7 separate regions of the Mus musculus genome follow, and regions 1, 2, 4, 5, 6 and 7 are each linked to region 3. The links are chromatin loops, found by intact Hi-C in ENCODE. Cell type or tissue: left cerebral cortex. All regions are shown on one strand. Region 1 overlaps Msra (methionine sulfoxide reductase A). Region 2 overlaps Msra (methionine sulfoxide reductase A). Region 3 overlaps Msra (methionine sulfoxide reductase A). Region 4 holds the start of Mir124a-1hg (Mir124-1 host gene (non-protein coding)). Region 5 overlaps Msra (methionine sulfoxide reductase A). Region 6 has its middle 18 kb from the start of Mir124a-1hg. Region 7 holds the start of Msra (methionine sulfoxide reductase A).

Region 1 (4,000 bases), 200 kb before region 3:
GAGTTCTATTCCCAGCACCCACATCACTCACACCTTTACCTCCATGGGACCTTATGCATTCTCTGGCCTCCATGAGCACTTGCATTCCTGTGTACAATATACACAACACACACAAGTATGCACAATTAAAAACACAATGTTTAAAAAAACCTTAAGAATTGAATGGTAAAGAGGTTCTTGGGTTGGTCTTTTTGTGGCTTGATGCATGAGACTCTGCATTCCGAGCCACAGCTCCCCCAAGATGAGCAGTGCTTGGTGTGGAGGTGCACAGCAGAGCCTGGCTGCACTGTCAGCTCAGAACGTCCCCACACCGTCTCCCACCCGTGTTCCTGTTAATGCTTTAGAAGAACAGATCTGTGAGGATGCAGTTTGGTCGTTTCTGGAAATATATAAAAGAGGAGGAGGAAGAGGAGGAGGAGAAGGAGAAAAAGAAAGAAAACAAAATCCCAATGTACCATTTAAATAAGGAAAAATGAGTTTTAGCTCCATGAGTGCTTTTGTCATTTTCTTAGCTCTTATTCTCCTTCTGAGAGCTCATTATGAAAGAATGGCAGTAGCTGTCCCTCGGCTGGGCCAAGCGGTGAGTTAGTTCCCAGATCAAGGGTACAGGAGCTGGCAGATAGCACCTAAGTGACCTCAGGTAGTTGGCAAGCTATTTTGCTTTTTGGAAAGACCTCCCGGGAGCACCCCTAATCTCTACTGCTTTCCCTTCCCAGTGTTTAATAACCTTTGCTGCCAGGAAGCTCTTCCATTTAACCCAGTTCTCCCTTGACACAGTCAATCCCATTTCTCTTGTTGTCCTTGGTGGGGACAGAATAGTGGGTCATTATCTTCTTGATGATATCCTTAATGTTCTTGGGGATGAGGGAGGTTTCTGAGAACCTATACTTCTGCAAGTGAGATAAATATACCCCCTCCCCTTTCTCCCTCACCTCTTTCTCCAGGGCCTCATTTAGAGATAGAACTGCTGACATTTTGCCCTTGAGTTTCTGGGTCCAAATACTACATGAGGCCCACCTTGGACAGCCATTGTGTCCAGCAGACCCTCTCATGTGCTCCCTTGAAGGTGAGCCCCCAATTTAACTGCTGTTTGCTGGCCTGGCTGTGAAGCCCATTCTAGAGGCAGCTGGATGTGAAGAATGACTGTTTCTCATTTACCAGAGACGAGGAACCCAAATGCCTGTGCCAGGATGGCCCACTGACATGCCCATTTCTTCTGCATGGACACATGAGCACCAGCCATCAAATGCTATATAGTTTGTGAGCTAGTGGCAGGGCAGTGCAAAGACCAAACCCAGAGCCATGCTCCTTTTTCTTTTTTCATCTTATAAATAACTAAAAGGTGGCTGTTGTTTGCCAATTTTGTTCTAGAAGTGATGGGTGAGCCTGTCTGTCTCCACCTGATTCCTACGAGGGGCATGATCTGTCATCAGGTCTCCCCATCTTTCACCACGATGTCTGACAGTCTTAAACTGCATGCTGGTTGGTGGCCACATCAGCCCTGGGGTTTTGGTCCCATTTTATTTCATCCCACTTTAGATTTCATTGTTTTTCAGTTCTCTTTCTCTCCGATCCTTCCACTGAAGCATAAAAGCAGCACAGTGCTTTCTCCCGGCTGCCAGCGCGTAGGCAGCCCTCCCACCTCGGCTGCCAAGCTCTTAGCAGATGAAATAAAAGTCTATTTATAACTGGTCTCTGATGGATTTCCTCCCTACCTGTGGTTGTGCTCCATCAGCAGGTGTGCTGAGCAGATGGAGGAGGGTTTTAATTTTTTTTTTTTTCAGTTCAATTAGATCAGCTCTCCAGGTTCAGACCAGTATGTCCCTTTCTCACTCAGTCTCTTCCTCTTGGCATTGAAATTGTCGAGCATAGCAGAACCTAAATTAAGGCCAGGAGATGAAGTGAATGTAGCGACTGCCTTTAAAGTAAGTACTTTGGCAGAGGCAGAGGCAGAGGCAGAGGCAGCTTTGGATAGCACAGGCAAAGTCAGTGTTAACACTTTCCTTCCTAGTGCTTAATTTCAATGTGACTTGAATAGTATTTGGAGCGTGGGCTTGCTAAGAACATCCATGCTTTCTTAGTGTTAAGGCACCTGGTTGACATCCAGACGTATGCATCGGAAACTACATTATATGGCCTCTGAAAGAACAGTTTGGTAATTCTGTTTGTGTGATGAGGAATTTCAGTGAGGAGGTGAAGAGGTGAAGTCATTCACTTCTTCTTCTTCTTCTTTTTTTTTTTTTTTTTTTTTTTTTTTTTTTTTTGACAGTAGAACTATCAGGGAAGTGTTTAGGCATTACCCTGCAATCCAAAATCATTGCCAACGTAGTCTTTGCTAGCTTGGGGTTTCACACCAGGAGCAAGTAAAAAGTCAGTACACTCGAATCAAGTCCCAGCTTCAACATCTACAGAGTTAGCAGTGCTGGCTAGTTTTATGTCAACTTGACACAAGCTAGAGTCATCTGGGAGGAGGGAACCTCAACTGAGAAAACACTTCCATAAGATCTGGCTGTAGGGCATTTCCTTAATTAGTGATTAATGTGGAAGGGCCCAGCCCTAGGTGGGTGGTGCATCCTTGGGATGATGGTCCTAGATTCTCTAAGAGAGCAGGCTGAGCAAAGCCACAGGAAGCAAGCCAGTAAGCAGCTCCTGCCTCTGAGTTCTAGCACTGCTTGAGTTCTTGTTCTGACTACCTTCAATGATGGACGTTTTGTCAAAGTGAAGGCCAAATAAACTCTTTCTTCCCCAACTTGATTTGGTCATGGAGTTTCACCATAGCAATAGAAACCTAACTAGGACATTAGAGCAAGGAGAACATGCTCACCCTTAGTGGGGCAAATGTTTCTCCTTCTCAAGAGCCTGCATTTTTTACTTTAGGGCTCTCAGGCAGGAAGCTGAGTCTGACTATATCACACATATATTCATATATCTCAGAGACATATTTGAGCTCCTGGCCAGCGTCATCATGCTATCTTGACTGAGGCTCACATTCTGTTTCTCTACATTAGTTCATTAATATGTTGTTTGAAGATGGGGTTGAAACAAGGAAGACTGAGTCTATTCTAATGAAACTTTTGTTTTGATTGTAAGATCGGGGCTTAGAGAGATGGGTCAGTGGGTAAAATCACATGCTACACAAGTATAAGGACCTGAGTTTGAATCTCCAGAACTGACATGACCTCCCAAAGCATAGCTTTGGCAGGGCAGAGTGTAAATACTAAATCTTTCATCACTCTAAGATGTTAATTTTCATCCATCAAGAATGATGAGGATGCTGAGTCAAAGGTATCAATTTTAGAGAAAGTTCCCACTGTTTTATTTCTGCTTCTCTATCCTCTTAGGCTGATGGTGATGGGGTGCAGAGCCTCAGATCTTTGGCATACATTGTAGATTTTATGGGTCTACATTCTTGTTCTGGGTGATGGTTCTTTTTTCATTTCTTGGATAGCCTTGGTGGGGATATTCAGTTGTGGAGATATGTCCCTCATTATAGAAAAGACTAAGTAATAAACGCTCTTTGCCAGGTATTCAGCACCCATTAACTGAGTATTAGCCCTGTGCCATGCACAGGAACAGATAGAAGGAGGCAACAACTCTATTTGAAGAGTAGCCCTTACACATAACAGAGGTCATGTCATTCATGAGTTCACTGAGGAAGTACTGTGGGTCTAGCCATGTCTTCACTCAAGGGATTTCTGTGAGGTCCCATGACATCACAATAATGTCCAAATACTTCATCATAGTCTGTGAAATTTTCCACAGCCAAGCTGCAGCCATCTTGATGCCCTCGTTTCCCACTGCTTCCCTGTACCCCAATACATCACCTTAGACATAGTCCTCAATTTGCAATTTTTGACCTGACCTCTATAGTCTATAGCCATACTTAAAGCAGTTTTTGGAGACTCTAAAACAGTGTTTCTCAACCTGTATGTTGTGACCCCTTTGGGGGTCAAACAATCCTTTCACAGGGGTTGCCTAAGGCCATTGGAAAACACAGATA
Region 2 (4,000 bases), 66 kb after region 3:
TGTCCCCAGAGCACCACTAATCTGGATGATGCATGAGAATGGGGCCACTCAACTGGGTGGGATGCGGCTTAAACTAGCCAGGCTCTTAACTTCCACCTGCTCAGGGCATAATCTGCTCCTCATGATTCCCCTGCCCTGGCTTTCTGTGAGCTCAGAAAGACCGTAGCATCACAGGGCAGCCTGAAAACTGCTGCCGAGACTGAATCCACGTGATTTCATTTCTTTCTGGGCACAGCCCTGAAAAAAGAGGGCTTCTCATCCTCCCCACCCCCACCCCTCACAGGAGAGGAAGTGGGGCTCAAGGTCAGTCACCCAAGGTTATGTGAGTTGGCCAAGCTCGGGCCAGTTCCAAAGCAACCTCTGTCCATTTGAGGACTGCTGAGGGTGTGACGGGGGATGTTTAACACCTACAGATACACGGTGCTGCAACTGAAATACATCATGCCTTAGCAAGAAGTCTAACGAACACGGATTTTATTGTCTTAGCCGGAAGGCATACCAATTATATGCAAATGCAAATGATGTAATTAGCTCCTGTTCTAGCTCTCTTCTCTGAAGGGATTTCCAGTTCTTCTGAGCGCTGAAGAAAATAACAATTGTGTTTTGGCAAATAGGGACTCATTGCCTATTTTGAGTCTTCACCCCTAATACATGCTTTCTTCCCTTCCTCCCTCCCTCTACCCCTCTCTCCTTCCTCCCTCTTTCTTCCTCTAGAAAACATTTAAATTAAGGTTAAAAAAATTTTAAATGTCTAGGGGCTAGGCAGATAACTTAGTCAGTAAAGGGAGGACCCGAGTTCTATCCCCAGAGCCACAAAAGCAGCAGGGAAGGTAGAGAGAGGCGGTTCAACTGGCCAGCCTGCCCAGCCTGCTAGGGGACCTCTGGGTTTAGTTGGAAACCCTGTCTCAAAACACGAGGTAGGAAATGACAGAGAAAGATGGCTGACATCAACCCCAGGTCTCCACAGAACGACACACGAGACACACACAAAAGCTTAAGTCAAGCAAATCCCCCAGGCTTCAGTACTAAGAAGCCAAAGCAGCTTGTGTGGAGGCCTGTAAGTCTGACCTACACTCGCGAGAACACACACACACACACACACACACACACACACACACACACACACACACATGCTTTCAGAATCTTCTCATGATGCCTGTATGGAGTGGGGGGTGGAGAGGGGTGCTATTGTCTAAAACAAAGCAGTCATATGTGGATCAGCCACAGCCTCACATCCAGTCTTGCAGTCAAACAGCCACGTTCTGTGCATTCTCAGGAGGGACAGACATAAGCAGAGACACCACACTCCCACACTGCTGGCTTCCTCAGCTCTCCAACAGGCCGACCAAGCTGCCTTTCTCTTGCTTTTCTGGTCATCTATATTCTCAGCCATGCATGGCTGGAGGCTCAGCCAGAGCAGCTATACGTCTTCAGTGCATTTTCTCTTATCGCTCATGTATTAATTGACAGTCCTATTTTTAGTTTCCTTGGGTAATGATTTAAAGGCCCAGCATTTCATTCTGGGACCTGGCCAGTGCAGTGTGAAGTTATTCAGATCACAGCTCATGGGGGAATCGCTGTGTGCAAGCTGGCCAGCCTGTTGCGATGGGCAGATGGACCCTCGCCCAGGGCAGAGGAAGTCTCAAGGGAGATTTTAATTCCTTAATACTGAAACAAGCACAATTTTTATTGTCTTAATCAGTGAATAAAAAAAAAACCAATTAAATGGCCAGTTTCAATTTTATTTTCGCTTGGCAGAGAGAACTTAAAGAAGTCACAACTGCTTCTCAGGCGCATTGCTATCGGATGCTGGTTCTGTGTGTTCCAGAAGAGTGTGCCAGCCGTCCTGCAGATAGGGAGCTGTAGCACTGCTAACTGAAGCATTTATCACCAGATCTGGGTGGTGTCCTCTGGACTTGGCCTTCATTGTGTTCCATATCTGCTACACAGAACTGCCCACTTGAAATTGCTGCATAAACCTCCAAATGGAGGCTGCGTTCTTTCAGAATCCAGGACACTTTAAGCACTGGGTGTGCTGAGTAACATTTTGATTCTTAATGAAGGAGAGATTTGCTGATAACAACGAGCAGCCTCTATAAACATAGAATGGCACATTTTGATAGCTTATGGGAGCGTATGATTGGTTTTCCACTCAGAAATCCTTGTGTGTTTCTTAATTTAATCTCTAAGCCACATCTATTAAAATACCAAGTTTCTACGTTTCTGGGGGCTATAAACTAGTCAAGTCCAGTTCCCCAGCACCGTGAGTAATATCTGAAAAAGGCACAAAAAAATTTCCTGATTAAACAAAAGCTCTCTGTCTGTCTGTCTGTCTGTCTGTCTGTCTCTCTCTCTCTCTCTCTCTCTCTCTCTCTCTCTCTGTGTGTGTGTGTGCAAATAGTTGCATATATAGATAAAGATATTATTCACAGTAGACATATTGTGTTGTAGATAGAGAATCAGGGAGCACAATGGAACAACACTAGAGTCTTAGAGAGCAGATGTTATGTATGGCTATCAAAATACAGCTTTAGAATATACCTGGAGTTATCAGAGGACCAACAATGAGAACCAACCAGTAGTTAAGAAATGGATGAAAGCTAGATATGGTGGTACATGCCTTTAACCCTGGCAGAGGCAAGTGGACTCCTGAGTTCAAAGCCTAGTCCAAGACAACCAAGGCTACACAGAGAAAACCTGTTTTGAGAAAAAGAAAGAGGTGGGGGAAACTGGAGAGATACCTTAAGACAGAGCCTGAGTTTGATCCCCAGAACCCACATTAAAACAGCTAGATATGGTGTTGACATGTGTAATATCAGCAATGGGGAAGCAGGCAGGCAGATGCCTAGGTCTCCCTGCCTAGCCAGCCTAGCCTGCTTGGTCAGTTCCAGACCAATAAGAAAACCCTGTCTCTTAAATTGAAGAAAAAAAAATTGGAGAGAGCCTGAAGAATGGCCCCCAAGGCTATCCTCTGACTTCTAGATGAATGTGCATACACATGTACATATGCACCTGTACACACACATGCACCCATGCAGACATATTGGAATATATACCTAACCTAAGGAGGGATACAGAGGGCAAATAGTAAAAATTAAAATGTATCCAAATCATTATTAAGAAAACGAAAGCTAAAGCTAACTTGGTGTTCCATGTCTTCCAGTTAGGATGAAAAAGTTACAAATTCTGACAAATCCCAGGGCAAGGATAGAGAGAGCCAGGAGCCTCTCAAACATCTTAGGTGAGATGTCCAAACTGGTACCACCGATTGGGAAAAACACTGTGAAATTGTTTTACTAGCTGAACACACCTTAACATCTTGAGACTCAGCAGACCCACACCTATGTCTTTACCCAAGAGTGACAGGACTTGTGCTCTCAACTACACCTGGCAAACATTTTTTATAAGAACTCCCCAAACTAGAGAGAACAGAAATGAGCATGCAACCCAAAAGCAAAGACTTCTAAAGAGGCACTGCTCGAGTTCAGGAAAGAGCACCCAGAAGCACAGTTCTTTGGCGTGCTGTGTGCTTTTGCACTGAAGACATTGGAAGGTGTGGATGCTGCCTCAGAATCAAGGACTCACTAACCTTCTTTCGTCCCCACCCCAGGCACCCAGGGAGGGGCTGTCTCTGAAGTTCCCTCACCAGAGGGAGGAAAGTTCTTGCAAAAGAAATGTCATTCTCTTAAGCCCCCGTTCCTAGGAATCTCATCAAAGAACAGGAAAGATTAGCCACTGGCAAAGAGACTCAAAGTCCCCAGCCCAGACAGACTTTGATCTGTTCTTCTGAGGGAGTCTCTGGGAGGTCACCCAAAGACTTTATCTCAGTCAGAAGTTAACTTTGTTCCAGGTACAATTCTGTCCCTCACCATGCTCTAACCTGCCTTCCCCAGGAGAGGAACTTTGTCCCAGGCCATTGTGTGCTCTTTGGGTTGTATCGTTTCTCCTAAAAATTGTTTACTAGCCCTCCAAGATACTCAACACCTGACTCTTGCAGCTC
Region 3 (4,000 bases):
GATCTGGGTAATTTGGGTTAGATGAGGTCATACTGATAGAGCTCCCACGGAGGGATTTTCGTCCTTAGAAGAAAAGGCAGTAGGCACCAGGGGGCTACTTTCTGTTTTTACTCCTGTGTTCAGGGAAGATGTGTAAACACAACCTAAACATCTACGAGGCAGGAGAAGGGGCCTTGCAATACAACCTGCCTTGCTATACTTTGCCCTTTACCAAAGTCCACAGTCCTGCTGTGTGCCTCCAGTCTGAGGTATTTTTCCAGAGCAGACTGAGACAGCTGTGTTGTGTGTGCTCAGCTCCGAGGAGGGAAGGGAAGAATCATAGCCTTGGATGAGAAGAGCCAGCTGGGGCCCTGGCTCTGGCTTCACCTACGTGACCTTGGATTCGTCTCTGCAGCTCCAGTTCCTCCTGTGAACTGGAGAGAAGACACACACTGAGAGTCTTCATAAATCTCAAGGGTTCTTAACATTTTTCCCTCCCATTATGCCGAATGACCTTCACACCACACAAGGGCATAGGGCAAGATCTGTTCTCCTACCTCTGTTGCTAGGAAACTGAAGCCCAGAGGGGTACATTTTCATTCCCAGAACAACCTCAATAGAAAATGTAGAGGGTTATGGTCAGTTGACTCAGAATTCCACGTGTGTTTCAGCCATGTTGCGTGGATAATAGCTGTGTAATCTATCAGGTTATGAATATTGGGATGTGATGGGGTGACTCCGGAGACTAGGCTGCTAGCAGTGGCCTTGTCACCTTTTCCACAGGCCCCAAATTCCAAACAACTTAAAAGAAAGGACTGCGTAATCTTCCCTTTGTCACGAAAATGGCAGAATCATCCCGGATTCTTTGTTCCCAGGGAAGAAGTAGGTTCCGTGTTATTATATTCTCTCTGCTGCTATGTTTAAAACCTGTAAGTACGCCAACGGATTCCTATGGAACGCTACAGCAACCATTAGGAGACTGTGGGTGTCAGTAGCTGTTTTATGGCTTGGAGATTAGACAGCTCTTCATCTTTTTACCTTTTTTTTTTTTAACGTGTGCTATTGTTTACAGCACAAAGTTATGATTTAAAATGCCCATGGAAGTTCCTGAATAATTCATGCATTTACCTTAGGCTGAGAGAACCATCCCTCTCTGTGCTCTATACTAGATATGGAATTCTTGTTAGACCCCCTCTTGGAGCTCGGAGGTTGTAATTATGGATAGTATTATGAACTCTAAATAGGAACTTGTGAAATAAATATTTTTAAAATGCCCGTTTCTGCGAGCCAGGCATCTGCATTTCTGTGTTTGCAGCCAGACAGAGGGCTAGCTCTTTAGCCTAATGGCTCACTTGCATCTTGATTATTTTCATTTCCACTTATTACTGCATGTTAGACTCCCTGTGTATGAGTACAGATTGCCCTTTCTTGCACTGTATTTAGAAATCTCTGCATTACCCCTGGGCATTTGTTCATTAATAGGGGGTGGGGAGAGGAAAGGCTTGTAATAATGGGCTTTACGCATTAAACCGGGCACATCCACATTCAGGCCCGGAGGAAAAATATCTGGTTTGTGTTACTGCCCCCTGGTGGTTGTTGACTTTCACTGCAGTGTCAAGGAAGCTAGTCTTCTGTGGGGGACTTTGGCTTGCAGGGGCAGCTTCCCAGAGCTGCACAGAACTGGGCACTGTCAGGCAATCATTCACACTTGATCATTGCTTTTCATTCAGGTGAACCACAAATGCCTGAGGATCTCAGGTGCAGGCCAGATTGTTGTTAAAATACAGCAATCTTTCTGGGCTGGGAGATGGGTCATTTTGTGTATAGACACAAAAACCCCCCTAGTAACATAGGGTGATGCTTAAATGAATGAATACAGTTTGTGGGGCCACCCCCACTCATCTTTCAAGAACATGGAAAAGTCCCAGTAGCACCCATTGTAATCCATGAGAAGATTTTTGGCTACATCCAGATGAACGATTCTTTTTCTTTTAATTGCTATGTGTTTACGTGTGTTAGGTAAGCTGCAGGGACTGTTTGAAACCCATGATCTCTGAACCTTGCCGTTTAAGTGAAGATCAGAAAATGACAGATACGCTTGCAGCTGCGTTCTGTGCTGGGCTGCGTCTTCTGTCGGTCTGTAGGCAGAAACACAGGGCAGCATGGCTGTGTCCTTGGTGAATGACCTTGGACTGTAAACCACTCTAAGCATGGGTTTCCTGATTTAAAAAAAAAAAAAAAAAAGACATAAAAACAGTGACTGCCTCTTAGGGAGTTCTGTGATCCATCCGGTGTGCTGTGTATATAACATGTCTGTCACAGCACAGGTGCTCTGTCAATTCCAGATTCTTCCTACTTGTCTCTTCACACCCCAGGACACCTCTCTCAGAGCCTGCCTCTCCACATTCCCATAATGCTTTGCTTGCAACACTCACTTCATCAGACCCATTATAAGAGTTTCTGTGCTGTTTCTGCCTCTTGGTGATGAATGAGATCTTCTTGGCTTTGCTCACCTCCCCCTCTTCCCTGTGGCATTCCTTGGCACAAAGCAGCCGCTCTGAGCACGCCGGTCCTGTGAATTAAACCCCAGTGCAACATAACTATATGTAGCATTTCCCCATCCTCCCACACATGCAATGACTGTCATGCATCTGATTAAGATAGCACCTATACCTTCACCCCCTTGTCTCCAAGTTCCCATGGTCTGAGGTTGGAGTCTCAGAGAGGAAAATAGGCCACTGATGCCTGGCATTTTCCTAGTATTCACATAATATCTTATCTTACCAATGAATATGGATTTGTCATATTAATGTATATATATATATATATATATATATATATATATATATATATATATATCAGTTCTGTATAGGAGAAATGGAAAGCAGTGGAAATTTTTTAATACAGCAGTCGGACCAGGATAGATCTATTCCAGGGACAAAGAGCCTTTGCGTTCAGACAGGTAGATTTATAAGCCTTGCCCCAGTTTAGTCTGTATAAAATGGCCTTTGGCGTGATATGATCAGAGACCCCATGGGGAGGAGGAAGGGGACATAGGGACTCTTTCATTTCAGCGGCAAGCGTATGGAGCCTGGAGCTGGGTTTGTCGTTGCCCACAGAACCCAGTGTGTTTGCCTTTCAATTTCCCCTTGATTGGTCTCTGCTCTGCATGATTCTAGGTTCCTTGGACTCACCCGAATGGAGCCTCCCGGCCAGTCCCTTAAAGACAACAGAGGGCTGCCTGCTCAAGGTTGGGCCACCGAGGCACTGTTCATTTGAGGCTTGGAGAGATAACAGCTTTCATGTCCGCCCAGAAAGCTGCGAGCCTCCAGCACCTCAGGAGCGGAGATGAAAGGCCATTTGTGTTTGTGCATGTACGTTTAGTGCACTTAAAGGACGGGGACAAGAAAGAAAATAGATTCTACTGCTCTGCACTCCCTTCCAAATGTGACTTACTCCCTCTGGTGGGGCCATTTAACTCCAAAGGCGCAGCCCCTCCCCTGGTGCCCCCCCCCCCCCAAGCTCCCCACCCCCAACACAAGCACAGCGGCCCATGTGACATCTGTTCTGGGCACCACAGAGCCATCTTCCCGTTGCCATGGCAGCTGGCGGAGCAAGCCCGCCCACTGGCTGCTAGTGGAGGAGGGAGAAAAGGCCCGCAGTGTCAGGTCCTGCGCCCTGCAGCCCTGCCAGTGAGCAGCTGGGCCGTGAGCACAGTCACCCATGGTGGCCACGAGGACCCCACTTGAGCTGTGTGCACTGCACTGGCGGGTTGGAGCTGAGGTCAAGGTCATTCATTTCTGCCTCAAGTGGGAGGCAGGCCAGTGAAGGACAAAGGTGGTTGTGCTCTGCAGAGTGGGCTGATGTCTGCTCTGGGCTGTAGTACTTTGTAAAACTGGGATTCAAAATCAGAGATGGCCCCTATTGCTCTCAGCACCATGGCTGTGAATTCAGGGGCCTGAATTCAGCTCCCAGATCCTATTGGTGGTGCAGTGCCAGGTTAGAAGAGGGCTGAGTTTTA
Region 4 (4,000 bases), 390 kb before region 3:
AGGAGCGGCCTCCCTGGCCAAGCCCCAAGTGCTTCCTCGGCTATTGAAGGGAATTGCTGCTGGCAGGCGCTGATGCTGGCTCCACCTGGCCGGAGGAAAAGCATCCTGGCGATGACCCTGAAAGAATTAAGACACAAAACCAAAAAAAAAAAAAAAAAAAAAAAAAAAAAAACCCCAAACCGAACCAAACCACCAAAACAAAAAAGCAAAAAGCCAGAATCCTCCTCTGGTGAACCAGAGCACGCGTGCAGAAGAAACCGCTCTGCTGGTGGCCGCGGTCGAGGGGGAAGGATGCTAGCGCAGGAGGCGAAGGTTGCAGAGGCTGCACCCTCAGATGAATAATAATAACGCGCTGAGAAGTTGCAGTGCAGCTTGGAAATCCAGCCCTGCGCGTGAACTCGCGTCGAGTGCGGATTGCAGGGGATGGGGGAGAAAGGGGGGGGGGTGAGGAGAGAAGAGAGGGGGAGGGGGTGAGGGGATTGAGAGGAAGACAGAGAGAGGGACGCAGAGAATTTAGTGCCTTTTCTTTTAGTCTTACCAAGAGCTGATCTCCTTCACTGTCCTCGTTGGGTGAGGCCGAGGTCCTTTTTAAAAATTATTATTCCTTTAACGGATTATTCAGCTAAGAGAAGCCACATCTGCTGACAGTTCCGAAAACAAGAGGATTAGGAGTAGGTCCACAGAGCCCGGCCCGCAGCCCCCCCCCCCCCCCTCTGCACCAGCACACGTCACTCTCACTGCCCCCGGGCACCTCCCTCTCCTCGCTCGGTGTTCGGGAGGGTTGTGCCAAGAAAAATGCGGATTTGGGGAAAGTGAGAAGTGGGGGTGCTCTCACGAACGGGAAAGCCAAGGCCGGAGGTGGCGATTCGCACCCCCACACTTACACTCGCTTCCGTTTATCCGTTTAGATCCTGGGAGAAGTGGGTGCTTTCACCGCACCCACACGCGCCGCATCTGCAGTGGTCAGAGCCCTCCGATCCCTTGAAGCCACCCTGGCCGCCCCAGACCCTGCCAAAGTCCTCTGGGTGGACTCGGGGGGCTCAATCCTACCCCTGCCTGAATAGCTTCATGGTCTCCAGTCCTCTTTTTCTCAGTCCCCTCCGTGCAATACCGCCGCTAGCCCACTCCCGGTTTCTTGAGCTTCGGTCAATGGAGTGGGGAGCTCGGGGGCACTTGCACACCTTCTGCTTGTCGTCCTCAGCCCGAATTGCCGGGCTGTAGCTCAGCCAGGCTGGTGAGGATGGAGCTGGGTGCTGCTGCGGTTGTGGTTGCTGTCACTGCGGAGAGCGCGAGGCTGCGGGGCGGTGCGGCGACCCGAGCGCCAGTGCAGCCTCCTCCTCACCCCTCCCTAGGCTGGCGTCTGGGCAGGACAGTGCTGGGGGTGGGAAGACGAATGGCGGAAGGTGGGGGGATGGAGGACCATAGTCTCTTGTCGCCCCCACCAACGCCCCCCCCCCCGCAGTCAAGGTGAAAGTGAAGGAGAGCGGGCGCGCGTGCTCGCGCCTCTAGTTGCGTGCGCGCGCTCCTCCCCTGCCCGCGCCCTCCCGCCCGCCCTCGCCCGCCGGGGCCAGATGGACGTCCGAGATTACAGAGGCACAAAAGTGCGTCTACACGTCCAGCCACCCGTCCTGCGGACGTGGAGAGCCACTTCGGGGAGGCGCCTTTTGTTGTACTTGTGTGGCTGTGTAACTGTTTTTCTTTTCCAAGAGCAGAGTTAGCTGTGGCTTAAAGAAGGACCAAGAATGAATGTCCCCCATAAGAGCGAACCAAAAAGACCTTCCCCCACTCGAGCCCCCGCGCCTGCGATGAGAAATCTGTCTTCCCAAAGGGCTATTGCGGCAGCCGCGAGGCAGCCCCGACCTGCTCACGCAGGCCCATCTGCTTTCCCTACGCCTGCTTTTCTTTGATGACTTAAAAGAAACAAATAAACAAACAAACAAAAAAAACTGAACTGTTTCTTGGGCTATGTTGAATTCAAGACATCTAGACAGGGGAGAACAAACTCGGAAAGCTAAAAGCAGTCTTAAATGTTGTGGCTGTCAATGGCCAGTGCAGAGGGTGGTGGCCGCGGCGCCCACCTAGCCCTGATGGACCTCCGGGGATGCCCCCTGGATGGAAGGCCATTTCTGTTTCTGTCAATTGTTAGGTAAGGACCCCAACAGAAGAACGGCTGTAACAAAACCTCCCCCATGTGCTGTTTTTTGCTTCAACACTGTGTGGCTAGAAGCTTAGGAAATAAGCTGTTTTTGTAAATTTCTAGAATTGAGAATCTTAGGAGGGGTGGGTAAGAACTAGAAAACATCCTTGTGACGGATTTTAATTAAAAAAATGTAACTAGTTGGCAAAGGCCCCTCGCTAGGCAATCTTTCTGGGAGCACTGACCACTTTCATAATAGTCCCCACTAAATCGCTGGTCTCTCTCTGCGGTGACTTGGTCTTACTTACCACCATTTTGATCAAGGTTTTTAGCTTTAGGACTATTCTAATGTTCTGTCTATAAAGCATTCCTCGGCAGACAGTTTCGAACCCCTGCACCAGGAAAGGGTGGGGCTGTGACTTGAGGTCTAGTCGGTTTTGACTGAAGAGCAATGGGACATGGAGGATACTTTCCTGTGCTAGACTGTCAGATAGGCCTAGGGTTTTGTTTAGCTTAAGAACGTTTTTAATGCAATTCTCCTGCGCCGTTGCGGCATTGCGGGACGCTGGCTCTCTCGTCTTGCTGCGTGGGGCGCGCGCGCCGGGGTGGGGGTGGAGTGGGGGAGCGGAGACCTGGTTTTGTAACAGGCTCCGCAGGCCCGAGTGGGAACGCCTTAAATGATGAGCCCAGGGTTAAAAAAGAAAAAGAGAAAGGGAGTGGGGGGTAGATACGGCAGCTGATGCTGAATTAATAGTTAGAGCATACCCCTGGGACTTTCTCCAACCAGGGGGTCAGGAGTCCTTGCCCCTCCCCCAGCCACAGATTTCATATCTGTTTTTAACCAGTCTGAGCGGACGGATGCTGGGCCATTTGTAATGGCTTCTTAAAACCTAAACCCTTGGGCTTAAGGGCTGTCTATGCGCCTGATCAAACTCACCCCAAGTACTAACACGTTAAGAAATTACATTGTAAAACCTCCCCAAATCGGATTGACTGGGCTGTTTGGGGCCCATATGGCTGGACAGCTGGACAGCTCCGCTGAAAAGACACCATTGCCCCACGGATGGGATAAAGCAGGGCTTCCCCAGAGAGCTCAGACATGACCTAAGTATTAGCGTAGCCTGGGGTAAAGACTGAGTTAAATCTCTCTCCCTTCTTGAGGTTAAAATAAAGACAACAGAAATCAAAAGGGGAGTACTTTTGAATTCATTGTGAATGGCGTGCCTCCTGCTGGTCCCACCATAGGAAGGAGAAGGAAGGAAGACTGAGAGGTGCCCTTCAGCTGAGCACATGCATGCGAGTGGGTAAACGGGAGGGGCAGGAGATTGGAAAGAAATATATTATTTGCCAAGCCGTGACATGTGTCAGTGACATTTGTGGTTCCCTGTTCAGAGAAGTAGGGTTCTGACCTCTCTCAGCTGATGCTCCAGTGTTAACCATGAACAGTGTCTGAGTGCAATCTCCACAGTGAGAAGAAAGATGGAAGCCGGGCACACACACACACACACACACACACACACACACACACACACACACGCAGAGAGAGAGAGAGAGAGAGAGAGAGAGAGAGAGAGAAGAGAGAGCCCATTATGAAATGCAGCCGGTTTAATTTTTAATATGATGGCGGAGCCTCTAGCACATTCTTCCCTTGTTGTTAGCATTCAGGAGGAGTCATTTATCCTGTGGCAGAAAATTTTTAAATGGCTTTAAAAAAATGTCCTGAAATAGAATATTCTATCGTCACCTTCTAGTTTTGGAATACAAAACTCTATCCTTAGTGAAATATTCAGACAAATAAGCTAAGTTTGTTCTTACTTATCTACCTGTATTTCTGATACCAGTTTTCTTCAGGCCTTTCCAGTA
Region 5 (4,000 bases), 52 kb before region 3:
TATTTGTCTTTAAAAAATACTTACTTTGGTAAGACAGCCAATTGATTTACATAGCGTTTCTGCACTAGGAACTGTTCACAGGGCTTGTCTGGTGGCAATGGGTTATCATCTTTAGCATCTGAGAACTAGTCATAGTAAGCATGTGAGGTGACGCCTATGCCAATAGCTGGATTGCCTTGTCCCACACTGGATACATATCTCAGAATGATACATTGTTACTGTCCTCATCCTTGTGTCAAAACACTGACAAAAAACAGTTTCAAGGGATGAGGTGGCTCGTGTTTTAAGCTAGCACTGGACTCAGGCTGAGAGCCTAGGCAGCAAAGTCCTAAGAAGCCAGCATCACTCACTGAACCATCACTCAGTGAACCAAGTAAAGAAACAAAGTAACAGTGAAAAGCAGCAGAGGGGGGTTCTTTAAATGTGGCTACACTGGGCAGAGGGGCAAATAAGACCAGAGAGGCTTAGGTTTAAGATAGGATGCAAGAGGTGTATTGTATAACTAGGCAGTCCTGGTGAAGGTGTTGGTATACCCATCATCATCTCTGCTCCACTCTTGTCTCTTTAGGGTATCTATATTCCTGCCAGGATAGTTACACCATCATGATGGGGAAAGAGTCGCCCAGCTTCTGGTAGTGGGGCATGCAACTGGCTTTGGGCCAGAAGCAGAGGCAGAAATAGACTTTAAATTCTACCCTGCAGTGACTGCATTGGCCAGCTGCACCTCAGAACACCTCTCTTTATGGGACTTTTGCAGTTTTAGGTTGTCTCTTTGAGTTGACTTAAAAGTACTGAGGTGGCTCCACATTCCTGCCTGACTCACTTTACATCTGGATTGATCCTCAAAATTCCGAGTTGTGGGTCTTGCAGGCTCAGTTTGATTCGTGCTCCAATGGACAGTGGCTGTCTCCATGAGCATGCCTGGTGGCCTGACACTTGGATTAGATAGGTTTCTTTTCTAGGAGTTCTTTTTGCAGAAGGTATTTAGGTTGCTGATTTATGTGAGAATTCTGTGAATTTTACCTCTTACTGTAATTGTTCTCAAGACTCTGCTACTGAGTGGCCATTTTGAATGCCTCTTGAAGCCTGTCTGTTCACCCTCATAATGAGTAAAGACGGGGGTGGGGGGGTATGGACATCTATTTTAGAAACACACATTCTTCAAGGCTTAAAAATTGGTAATATTGGGGTTATGAAGATGGCTCAGTGGGTAATGGTACCTGCTGCCAAGCCAGACAACCCAAATCCGATCCCTGGGATTCATATGGATTCATATGGTAGACAGAAAGAACCAGTGCCTGCACGTGTGTCTTCTGAGACTGCTGTGACCAGCATCAGGTACCCCCTATTTCTAATATGTGTTCACCCTCGTTGTTGGGCAGTCCCAGACCTACCAGGATTGTAATGCATTAAAACTGTCATTGTTGTAAGAAAAAGTATTAACATTTTCATATAACCCAACATCCAGAAACTGAGCTGTTTTGTTATTGTTCATCAACTGGTGGGACCAGCTCTTCTTTTGTGTCCCATTCAGAACCTGTGATGCTACGAGCAATGCTTTCTGGAGTGTGCTCCCTCGTATATTCCAAGGACCTGCAGACTCCTTAAGTAGAGGCCAGTGTCTAGTTTTGGCTTTGTCTTCCACAATACCACACAGCAGTGTAAAGCAGGGCATGCTTCCAGTTTGCAGGTGTGTGTCTTAAATTCTCCTTTTAAATTATAAAGATTGGAGGTCTCATAAGTGGGTGATGTAAGGGACACAACAGCAATCGCAGAGTTTAGCAGGACAGTACTTGTGCTAGGTCGTTTGTTGGTGACTCATTAAGGATGTCAGCGTGATTGACAGGAGATTTTCCTGCTCTAGGCTTTTGTGTGTGTGCATCATCTGGTTCCATTGGAAGAAACACCAAATTTGGAATCAGATCTGATTGCAGATTCAGTTATGCCATTTATAGGCGCGTGACCTTGGCAAAAATATTGAACATTTTGCTATTTTATTTGCTTTTTTTTAAAGCCTGCTTTATACCAGTGATGTGAGAATTTAATGAGCTCCAAGATCCACTATGTAGTTGTTTAGAACGCTCTCAGCAGTAAGCTGCAGGAATCTCAGCTAACATTGGCTTAAGAATGGGGATGTGTACTCTTCTTATATAACCAGAAGAAGTCAGAATGTTCAGAGGACTAAATTCAGTATTCAAAAAAAAAAAAAAGAAAAGAAAAAAGAAAAAAGAAAAGTATTTAGAATAATTCAGTTCCTCTAATTCTGCTCTGCTATGTGTCATCACGTTCCCAGAGTGACCGTCACAGCGTCATCCATCAAGGTCTCAACCCCAGAATTCCAACGTCAAGAGACAGCTTTTTGTCCTTTAGTGAGGAGAACTTTCTAGAAGTCCTCCAACAAGCCACCATCTTGTATCTCTTAGCCAGAGCTGTTTCATGTGCCCAGATCTAAACTAATATCTAAAACTGTGAATAAAAGAGCTATATGAGAATAGTCAGGGGATGCCTTGAGACATTGCAGGGACCCCACCTGCCTGCAATTATTTTCCCTGAGGAAGGAAAATCTACAGGTGGATAGCTGTTGGGTGGCCAGCATGTTGGAAGCCAAACCATGTATCAGGACTTGTCTGACCATCTAAGATAGTGACTGTGGTCGTTTGAGTGAGAAATGACCCCCATAGGCTCATGTTTCTGAACACAGGTTTCCTATTGCTAGACTTGTTTGTGAGATTATGGAATCCATAGAAGGTGGAGCCCTGCACATTGAGGTGATGGCACTTAGGCAGGCGTTAACCAGTGTACACCTGCAACCCTGGTGTGGGTTCTTCCTTAGGGTGTTTGTTTCGTATACACATAAGCCAAGCTTCTTGTTATTCAACCTTATTTCATATAGATTAAACATAGTCTCCATTAAAATGCTATAGAATTTAATACTTAGATACATCCATTTGGACAAAAAGTGTTCTCTGTGAGTCTTTAAAGTAAGCAGCTATGGAGAATGTTATAGACAGTCTACCTGCCCACTGTACAAATGCTAAGACAAAACACCTCTTCCTTAAATGCTGGGCTCACAAGAGAACTGTTCCCACATGGTGATCTGATTTGTCTTCCTTTCGATGACTTCATATGGAGACCTGATTTGCTTACAAAGACTCACAGAATTAAACTTAGAAGTCTTTCTAGGCATAGTTTTACATTCTGAAGACATATAAAGATCATGACTTTGTTTTACTGCATAATGGCTACAAGGTGAACCCTGTAAGTGCATTGTGTGTGGCAGCCTCTTCTAGCAGTATTCCTCACCACCAGACCATGAATCATGGGCATCACTGTGACAAATGAATGTGACATACCCTCCCCCCATCCTTCCCACCCAGAAACCTAAGAAGAGTCACATAAGTGGATGTTTTCTTATGACCTCAGACCAAATGAATAGGCTCCTGGGGATACCTGGTAACTTACCATGCATTCCTGGAATCTGGGAGAATGAGGTAGGGGTGTAGTTACTCCCTGGAAGGATAGAGATGAACTCAAGGGCTCGAGCTGTGCATGCTACTAGGAAGAGTACACAATGGTACATGCTACGTAGGTGCAGCCAGGCTTCCAGCTCTAAGCTTGTGTATATTTCAGAGTTAGACCCTATGGAAGACAGTCACTATGACATGTTTGTAAACACTTCTCTCCTGCAGACCTGAGGATGTGTCAGTCAATGTAGGAGGCACTAAAGTCCTTATACTCTTGGAAAACTAAGACACACATGAGGTTGTTACTTCAAAAGAAGGGATGCATAACCTGTTATCTGTCCAGAGGGCTGGGAATGGATTCGGTTCCTAGCCTGGTGACATTTTGCTCTATCTATGTGGTTGAGACCACCCTGGATCCTCCCCAGACCCTTTTTATGAGCTTGTCAATCTATAGAATCTATCCTTATAGAAAGTGTCACATGTAGTCAAACTATAGGGTTCATTGTGGAAGATGTCACATGTACTTTACAGGGACC
Region 6 (4,000 bases), 370 kb before region 3:
TCTCCAAATACACTCTTCTACAACCTTCCAGAGTGCAAGTCTCCTCACCAGGCCATGTTCCAGAGAACTCAACCCATGTGGTTCATATTGTGACTCACATGAAGAGAAAGAACCTTTTTTCATTCCTTAAATTTCTGTAGTGTTGTATTTAGTTGTTATAGTCGTGTTACTATTATTTGCATTCAGTTGTTATTATTTTGTGTGGGTACATCTATGTGTATACTATGTACCATGGGAGAAGGGACAACCTCAGCTGTTGTGTTTCTCTCTCTCTCTCTCTTCCTCTCCCTTTGTCTTTCTGTCTCTCTGTCTCTGTCTCTGTCTCTCTGTCTCAGTCTCTCCCTCTGTCTCTCCCTCTCTCTGTCTCTCTCTTTCTCTCTCTCAGTTCACTGCTTGTGTGCAGTGCCTGTAAAGGCATGTATCCTCTGGAACTGGGGTTACAGAAGGTAGTTGGCTGCTGTGTAGGTGCTGGGAATTGAATCTGGGTCTTCCAATAGAAGAACTGTGCTCTTAACTACTGAGCCACCCCTCTAACTCCCCTTTAAAATCCAATCAACCAACCACCAACCACCACTACCACCACCACCACCAGCAAACATTGGCTCTGGCCATTGGTCTTGTTCTCACACACTTGCAAATCAAGGGACAAAAAACCTTGCCTCATTGTACTGTCTTAGGATCCATTCAATTATTGATAGCAAGGAACACACTGACCCGAAAAATCAGGTGATCTAAGTCCCTGTTCTGTTCCTTCAAGGCACTCATTTACTGACTTTGAACTTTTCTCCTGGCCATCCTTTTATGTGTAAAATGAAGATGGGGCAGGGGAGTGTCAGTCATTTGAAAGGTCTCATCCAATTTAACAGTCTATTATGATCCTTGGTCTGATTTTTTTCCCCTATTAATGAAGATCTAGTGGCATCCTGCGGCAGTTGTATTTGTTGAAAATTTCCACCCAAGTGAAAGATTTGGAATGTGACCCTCCATTGTGACCTCTCCCTTGCTTCTTCTAATCCTGTCTCCTTTGCCTTCTGTCCGCACCACCTGTCCTCCGTTTCCCCTTGACGCGGTTCATCCGCCAGCCAGAGAGCAGGTCCAGAAAACCTCAGTGTTCTTTGAGCTCAGCTGCTTCTGTGTGCTTCCAGCTGAAATCCCATCTGGAGCCAATGTGCTGGGCCAACTCCTCCTGTGAAAGCCATCTTCTCCCTTTGTGCCTCTCAGCCCCGCACCCTAGGGGCGGCTTGGACAGACTCACCCCCTGAGGTCAAACTTGGTGTGTTTGGTTTTTCTCCTTGAAGACAGAGCTCTTTTGGAATCTAAATGCTCTGGAGGACCTGTCTCCAGGGACACGATTCTGTGGTTGGCGTTGGTTGCCTGCTAGGAGGACCCAGGCTGCCCTCATGCCTCTTATATCTGAGTGTAGACATTGCAACTGGACAGTCAGAAAATGCTTCCCCTTCATTTAACTGTGGTTTGCATTGGCATAGTGCACTTTTAAAATTTTTCTTTAAAGATTTATTATATGTAAGTACACTGTAGCTGTCCTCAGACACCCCAGAAGAGGGCATCAGATCTCATTACAGATGGTTGTGAGCCACCATGTGGTTGCTAGGATTTGAACTCAGGAGCTTTGGAAGAGCAGTCAGTGCTCTTAACTGTTGAGCTATCTCTCCAGCCCCAAGGTAGGGTGCACTTTTATATCTTACCAACGCATCTGCAAAGTAGCCAAGTTTGCTGTGTGTGTCATTCTCATTATAGGATAAGGAACGTGAAGTTAAAGGTGGCTCTTCTAAGACTACACTGTATTCATTTCTTCTTTCCTCTTTGCACCAGAATACTTGATGGAAGCAAAGAAGGGTTTTTTTTTTTCCTGGCTTATGGTTTCAGGTGATAAAAACTCTGTTACGTCAGGGCTGGCACGGCAGCTGGGACTGTGGGAGCTTAGTCTTGTCTTGGTGTAGTGATTCTCAGCCTTCCTAAAGCTGTGACCCTTTAATACAGCTCCTCATGTTATGGCGATCCCCAACCATAACATTATTTTTGTTGCTACTTAATAGCTGTGATTTTGCTACCGCTATAAATCACAATGTAAATATCTGATATGCAGCCCCCCAAAGGGTCGTGTCCTACATGTTGAGAACTGCTGTCTTGGTGGATCAGGAAGTAGACAGCCAGACCAGGACCAGAAATGCCTATCTGCTTTAAGGCCCACCCTCTACAATTGACTTCTGATACTTAGGTCACAGTCCTAGAGATCCTACCCCCACAAAGTGCCACCCATGGAGGGTCAAGTGTCCAGACATATAAATCTGTGGGGGCCATGTCGTATGCAAGTGACACGACACAAGATAGAGTCAGATCAGGACTTAGAATGTGGTCTTCTAGTTTCAAAACCTCTGCTTTTGTCTGGGACTGTAGCTCATGGTCACTTGTTTAGGATGGACACACTTTGTGGGTTAAGCCTCAGAACTTCAAAACAAAAGCAACAGATGCATGGAAATAACTTGAGCTTTTAATTCCCCTTTGTGAGCCCAACAAACTTCTTTTCTAGATCCACTCCTAGGTCCTTGAGATAGTCTCCAGGTTCCCAGGAAACCTAGTTGGACTCTTGGTATGCAGATGGTTGGTTTGCCATGTCCCAAACTAGTTTGGGAATATTTCCAGACTAGGATCTATGCCTTGATAATCCTTGTGTTTCATTCTAATTAGGATATTTTAATCTTGGCTTGTGATAAATTAAGTGCATTTTCCTTTTAACAATTCCCATGATGATGATGGTCGTGTGAAGAACAACAGAAAGCTGCCCACGAGTGTGAATTATAGACCTTGACAAACCTTCTCCCCTTTGTTGTCTCCAGCGGCAGCATCCCCTACAATTCCCTGAACGCTGGCTTTCATAAAGGTCTCCTAGACTTTCTCCTGGGCCTGGGATCTGAGCTGTTTAAGATGCTTGGTGTGGGAGAGTTGCACTGGAGGCAAGGGGTCTGGGGAGTCACCAGGAGGGAAAGGAAGGCAGAGTGGAGTTTTGGGATGTGAATGGCCAGTCATCTGGCATGGTAGCTTGGCTGATACAATTCTTAAATGTTTTTTATAGACCTAAAATTTGTGGTGTGTGTGTGTGTATACACTTGTGTAGGCCATAGTGCCTGTGTATAAGTCAGCACAATTTGTGAAGGTTGGTTCTCTCCTCCACCATGTGGTTTCTAGAAATCAAGCCCAGGGTGTCAGTCTTGGCAGCAGGTGCCATTACCCACTGATCCACCTCCCTGTCCCTGATATAGTCCTTGAAGCTTCAAAAATCTTCCTGTGTCTCTGAGAGCTGAGTTAAGTGGTGGGAGTAGAGGAACAAGAGGGGATGTAAGGGAATTTGCCCCAGTTCTGAAAAATAACAGCCAAGTTCCAAGGCGGAGGATTGCTCTGACTCCAAAGCTAAATTGGAAGTGGGGCATGGAGTAGCTTGGGAATGTCCTTGCTGCGTCTGCCTGTTCCGGGCGCCAAGCTGCTCCACTTCAGCACCGAAGACAGCACCCTGGAGGCTGCCTGTCGCTGTTTACACTAGGGAGTCCTGAATCTTTGGGTCTCTGTCCTTGGCAAATCATGCAGGAAGATGGGAACACGAGTGTTAAAGAGGTTCAGCACCCAGGCATCTCACCCACAGTCCTTTGGGTTTTCCCACAGGCTTGGAATAAGTATGTGCTTTCTCCAGCCCTTTCTGCCCTATTCTATAAGACAGAGGAGAGAATCTTGCAGCTTTTCTGCCCCTTCCCCATCCTACACCTATGTTTTTTCTCTCCCTCTTTCCCTTCTGCCTCCCTCCCCTTCCCCTCCCTGCCTCCCTCTCCTTTTCTCCCTCTCCCTCTCTCCCCTATTCCCATTTTGGCTTTTATAGACAGGGTTTCTCTGTGTAGGGCTGGCTGTCCTGGAACTCACTCTGTAGACCAGACTGGCCTTGAACTCAGAAATCCACCTGCCTCTGCCTCCCAAGTGCTGGAATTAAAGG
Region 7 (4,000 bases), 240 kb before region 3:
ACTATCGAAGAAGAGCCAGGGTCCTGCTTAGTGGAAGACCGTTTTCTTCTAGAGTGACATCCTTAGGAGAAATAATCTACTTTCTTGAACCTGCTGTGTTCTGAGATTCTTTGTTGTTGCCCAAGAGAATGTGAACACCGTATCTTGAAGGATATAAATTGTTAGAACTTGCCAGAAGCCTGAGTGTAATTAGGATGTAATTACAGCACGTGACAGTAAATATGGAGGCTGGCTCAGAAGGAAGTTGTTGGAGTCTAAAGGAAAAGCAATGCTTAGTCCTGAAAATAGCATAATTATTTTCTCTCCTCAAAAAACAAATCTCAGAGGTTTGATATGGTAGCCACAGCTTTAATCCCAGGATTTAGGAGGCAGAGGCAGGTGGGTCTTTGAATTCCATGCCACGGCTACAGAGAGAGACTTTGTAATCAACAAACAAGCCAGGAAACAACTCAGCCAACACAGCTAGTTTGTTAAATAAGGTTAAACTTGTATGAAGGAAACTTTAAAGAAATTGAGATGCTTCTTTCTTTCAAAATGCTTGCATGAGTATAGTACAACCATTAGGATCATTGAAAACATTTAAACAGTGTACACAGAACCCTCAAAATGTTTAAAGTGGGGCCAGAGAGATGGCTCAGCAGGTAAAAGTGCCTGCCACCAAGCTTGGTGTTTTGAGTTGGATTTCTAGGACCACAAGGCAGGAAAGAAACTTTAGTAAGAGACCCACTACTCTGAATAATAAAACTCTAAACAATGCTTTTACTTTATTTTTTTAAACTCATTTCCCCTTGGTAGGTAAGTAGAAATGTGTGTGTGTGTGTGTGTGTATATATATATATATATATATATCTTACATACTAAATATTATGGACTGTGGTTCTGGGATACCTAACATTACACAAGCAGTTTCCCTTAACATTACAAATTCTTCCGTTACACAGTATTTAGTTACGAAGTTTTTCTTGCATGACCCTTGTTCTGTCAACCACAAAACAGAAAAAGCAAGTCACTGTGTGTCAAAGGGCAGTAAATTACAAGTACAATTTTTTTTAACACATTTTTTTTTAGTGACCAGGCCCTCTTCAAGCCTGGACGGGACATCTTGGATCTTGGGATGGTTTCAGGCAAGGCCTCGTAGAAAGAACCTGCTTGGCATAATGTCACAGCAAAAGCAAGCCACAAGTAAACTGTTGAGAACAAGTTGGCCCAGGAGACTTTTACATTATAAGACAAACACCTTAATCTGTTTAACGTTGTGTGTCTGGCAACATTCTATGCAGTACACTAATCCTAGTCCTTATATTACAGTCCCACATGAACACAAAGTGGTAACTAAACCCACGGAGAAGCTTAGCTTCAAAGCTTCAAATCCCTGTGGGCGCTAATCCTCAGTTCCTTCCTTCATGTGAGACTACCCGCCCATTTTGGCAGTGTGTAAATCAAAAATCTCATACAGGACCTCTGAAATCACTCATCTGGTCCTAGCCACCTAAAGATTAAGGCTAGAGATTCAGTTTAGGAATATTCTCTCATAATTTCTGAAGTCCGTCTGGTCCAACTTCACCATTAACTTCATTCACATAAAGCGTTTAACAATGTATTTGTGCCTACATTGTTTACTTTATGGGCTGTGAGATGCGCTGAAGAATGTATTTATACATTTATACACGTACACACACTATATGTTTATATTTCATGTTGAGTACTTGATCCTTTGTGGTGTTGAGAATTGTGCTTTGGTTTCACTTTGGATCGATGTGACTTATCAAGATGGTTCCGATAGAAATAGACAAATTTCCTAGCTGTCCATCTAGCCATCCTCTTATAGGTCTGCCTTTCTTCTAGCTCGCTGCCTTTTTATGCACACACATTGATTTCCCTTTTCTACTTTGTGGTTGAGTGAGTACATCGCACCCGGAACCCTGGCTGCGGAGGTGGAGAAACGGCAGCAACTCTGACCTCCCGCGGTGGCGCCCAGCCAGCATCAATTTTGGCCCGCGCGGCTTCACGTACTCTGGGAACTTTGTCCCTCAGAGACAGCCAGGCCTGGAGGTCTGCCCCGCGAGACGGACACGCCGCCCATGCTCTCCGCCTCTAGAAGGGCTCTCCAGCTCCTCTCTAGCGCCAACCCGGTACGGAGGATGGGCGACTCAGCTTCGAAAGTCATCTCCGCAGAGGAAGCCTTGCCGGGACGCACCGAGCCGATCCCTGTAACAGGTAAGGTGGCACGGCTGCTGAGCATGCGCGTGGAGCCTGCGCACAGCGCCCTCCCGGAAGAAGACGTGCGGGACCGCGGGTGGGTCCCAGGTCGGAGTCTACGCGTGCGCAAAGAAGCAGCGAATCCCCCCCTCCCCCCAGTTCTCCCGCCCCCCAGCCCGGGAAGGGCGGGAGCTCAGCTGGGCAGTCTCCTGCCTGCGTGCTTCTCTTTGTTTGAGTCTCGCTCTGAAAGACTTTAGCGTTGGGATCGACCCAGCCCGTTTGCTGGTCTGCAGCTCCGTATTTGGGGCTAGTGGAGTCTGGTGGGAGCCCAGCCTTAGTCTTCCTTTTCACCTAGGCCTCTAGGAGCGTCTAGCGGTGCCAGTTCATGGAAGCGCTGGAGGCAGACCTAACAACGCTGGGAACTTAGGTTTTGAAGTGTAATTTTCGGCCAGAGCTGGTTGCAAGAACCCTCCCCAGTTTGTAGTTATTTCAAGGGCATGCTGGGTTGTCTCCCCCGTTTGCAGAAACTCCACGTGCTATGGATGAAGCCTCTAAGAGGTGTCTGTGTGTGCTCCCTTAAGCCCCAGGCGCACGTGAGAAGATCAGCTGATTACCTGTGTGACTCAGTTTTCTCCTTGCACCACTTAGGACCTAGGAGTTGAAATCGGATTGTAGTTCTTGTTGACCTTTTACCTTGTCAGCCCTATTGTAATGTTTCTAACCCCCCACTCTTGGGAGTATTCGTTCCTGAAAGGTTCTCACTGTTCCCAGTACAGAATCCAAGTTCATGTGCTTTCCACTTGGAAAGGGACCTGAATATTTTAGAAAGAGTGGGGACAAAGAGAATGACTTATTTGGTAAGTTAGCAAAACCAGAAGAAGGTGGCCAGGTAAACTGTTTTTTTTTTTTTTTTTTTTCAGGCTCCATTTATCTTCAGGCAGAGAGGGTTGAGGAGAGGGGTTTAGGGCAGGAGCTGACAAATTATAGGCCTCTAGGTATCTTTCTAGTTTGGAGTTAGGCGTCATAAACCTGGAGGCCAGCGATCCGTTGACCTGACCCGTAATCACAAGGCTACTGGATACTTCTGTGGACAGTGGAAATATCTTATCTTGATCTCTTCAGACTTGAAAGGGGAGAGGAGAGGCTAGGAGATTTTGCTAAGCCATTAACCTTGTGCTACTCAGTTCAAACAAACATTCCTTGAGTGCAAAGTAGAAATACAGTTGAATACAACATGGAGTTTTTGACGCTGAGTTTCCTTTGAACCATAAATACAGTGAAAGCCACAGACACGTCCCAGGGGTTATCTGCAGCAGAGATGGAGGGAGACTTCTGATAGGTTACACAGCTGCACAGCCTCCAAACTTAATGATTTTTTAAAAGTCAAGTATAAGAGGAGCATGGGTGTCATGTCGCCCAGTCACATGGCAGGCTGGAGGGTCTCTGGTAGGGAGGGATCTAAAGTAACTGAGAGAAGGGAAGCTAGAGGAGTTGCTTAGGGTTGCCTTTGGTTCCAGCAACACTGTGCCTCACTACGTCTTATAAGTTTTGGTGACCATGATGAATATGAAAGTCTTTATATTTCCTAGTTGGGAAGTTGTATCCTTCTCTATTGCAGCCTCTGCTCTCCTCATGTCTCTATATGATCTATTGAGTCTTGTTGTTATCTGTACCCCGTTCTCTCAAGAGCCCTGTGGCCAGTGGAGCCCCCTCTTAGGTGACAAGGCCCATCTGTTTAGTATTGCTTTGCCTAGTCCCAGCCATGCACTGTCATCAGATGCCTTTGGAGCTAAACCCGCCA

What was found. Peaks named below come from ENCODE experiments on the same cell type or tissue, not always from the same donor. Only the 100,000 strongest peaks of a DNase experiment are listed, where the experiment ranks them.
Region 1: it touches region 3 in a loop (4-fold over the local background); 2 of 42 quality-filtered maps call a loop at or near these places.
Region 2: a loop joins it to region 3, with 2.4 times the contacts of the local background. A loop is called at or near these places in 8 of 42 quality-filtered maps.
Region 4: it touches region 3 in a loop (9-fold over the local background); 5 of 42 quality-filtered maps call a loop at or near these places.
Region 5: it touches region 3 in a loop (2.0-fold over the local background); 3 of 42 quality-filtered maps call a loop at or near these places.
Region 6: it touches region 3 in a loop (2.3-fold over the local background); 5 of 42 quality-filtered maps call a loop at or near these places.
Region 7: it touches region 3 in a loop (2.5-fold over the local background); 3 of 42 quality-filtered maps call a loop at or near these places.

Annotation. Positions count from the first base shown.
Region 1 is chr14:64,401,929-64,405,928 of GRCm38, reverse strand. The region is part of intron 1 of Msra (methionine sulfoxide reductase A); the gene reads left to right. Among named protein-coding and RNA genes, the nearest start is that of Gm52130, 2.7 kb to the left of the region's middle. In left cerebral cortex, no CTCF peak of the experiment used is centred here; DNase peaks (open chromatin) are centred at 309, 1,672, 1,887 and 2,382; H3K27ac peaks cover 4,000 bases.
Region 2 is chr14:64,133,845-64,137,844 of GRCm38, reverse strand. The region is part of intron 5 of Msra (methionine sulfoxide reductase A); the gene reads left to right. Among named protein-coding and RNA genes, the nearest start is that of 9630015K15Rik, 20 kb to the right of the region's middle. In left cerebral cortex, no CTCF peak of the experiment used is centred here; DNase peaks (open chromatin) are centred at 412, 1,310 and 1,923; H3K27ac peaks cover 3,905 bases.
Region 3 is chr14:64,199,569-64,203,568 of GRCm38, reverse strand. The region is part of intron 5 of Msra (methionine sulfoxide reductase A); the gene reads left to right. It overlaps Gm52129 (a long non-coding RNA gene), which reads right to left. Exons shown (of 3, transcript XR_003951176.1): 1 at 3,174-4,000; 2 at 2,415-2,551; 3 at 1-413. Among named protein-coding and RNA genes, the nearest start is that of Gm52129, 2.2 kb to the right of the region's middle. In left cerebral cortex, CTCF peaks have their summits at 1,575 (motif pointing left) and 3,430 (motif pointing left); DNase peaks (open chromatin) are centred at 2,076, 2,492, 3,205, 3,591 and 3 more places; H3K27ac peaks cover 4,000 bases.
Region 4 is chr14:64,584,693-64,588,692 of GRCm38, reverse strand. Mir124a-1hg (Mir124-1 host gene (non-protein coding)) reads right to left here and starts at 578. Exons shown (of 4, transcript NR_040709.1): 1 at 539-578. In left cerebral cortex, no CTCF peak of the experiment used is centred here; DNase peaks (open chromatin) are centred at 1,745, 2,087, 2,700, 3,357 and 4 more places; H3K4me3 peaks cover 2,203 bases; H3K27ac peaks cover 3,876 bases.
Region 5 is chr14:64,252,064-64,256,063 of GRCm38, reverse strand. All of the region lies in intron 3 of Msra (methionine sulfoxide reductase A), which reads left to right. Among named protein-coding and RNA genes, the nearest start is that of Gm41176, 6.5 kb to the left of the region's middle. In left cerebral cortex, no CTCF peak of the experiment used is centred here; DNase peaks (open chromatin) are centred at 167, 654 and 1,961; H3K27ac peaks cover 3,735 bases.
Region 6 is chr14:64,568,297-64,572,296 of GRCm38, reverse strand. No RefSeq gene overlaps it. Among named protein-coding and RNA genes, the nearest start is that of Mir124a-1hg, 18 kb to the left of the region's middle. In left cerebral cortex, a CTCF peak has its summit at 1,556 (motif pointing right); DNase peaks (open chromatin) are centred at 1,151 and 3,381; H3K27ac peaks cover 2,431 bases.
Region 7 is chr14:64,438,927-64,442,926 of GRCm38, reverse strand. It overlaps Msra (methionine sulfoxide reductase A), which reads left to right and starts at 1,887. Exons shown (of 6, transcript NM_001253712.1): 1 at 1,887-2,217. The coding sequence starts at 2,082. In left cerebral cortex, a CTCF peak has its summit at 2,257; DNase peaks (open chromatin) are centred at 1,379 and 2,232; H3K4me3 peaks cover 1,427 bases; H3K27ac peaks cover 2,755 bases.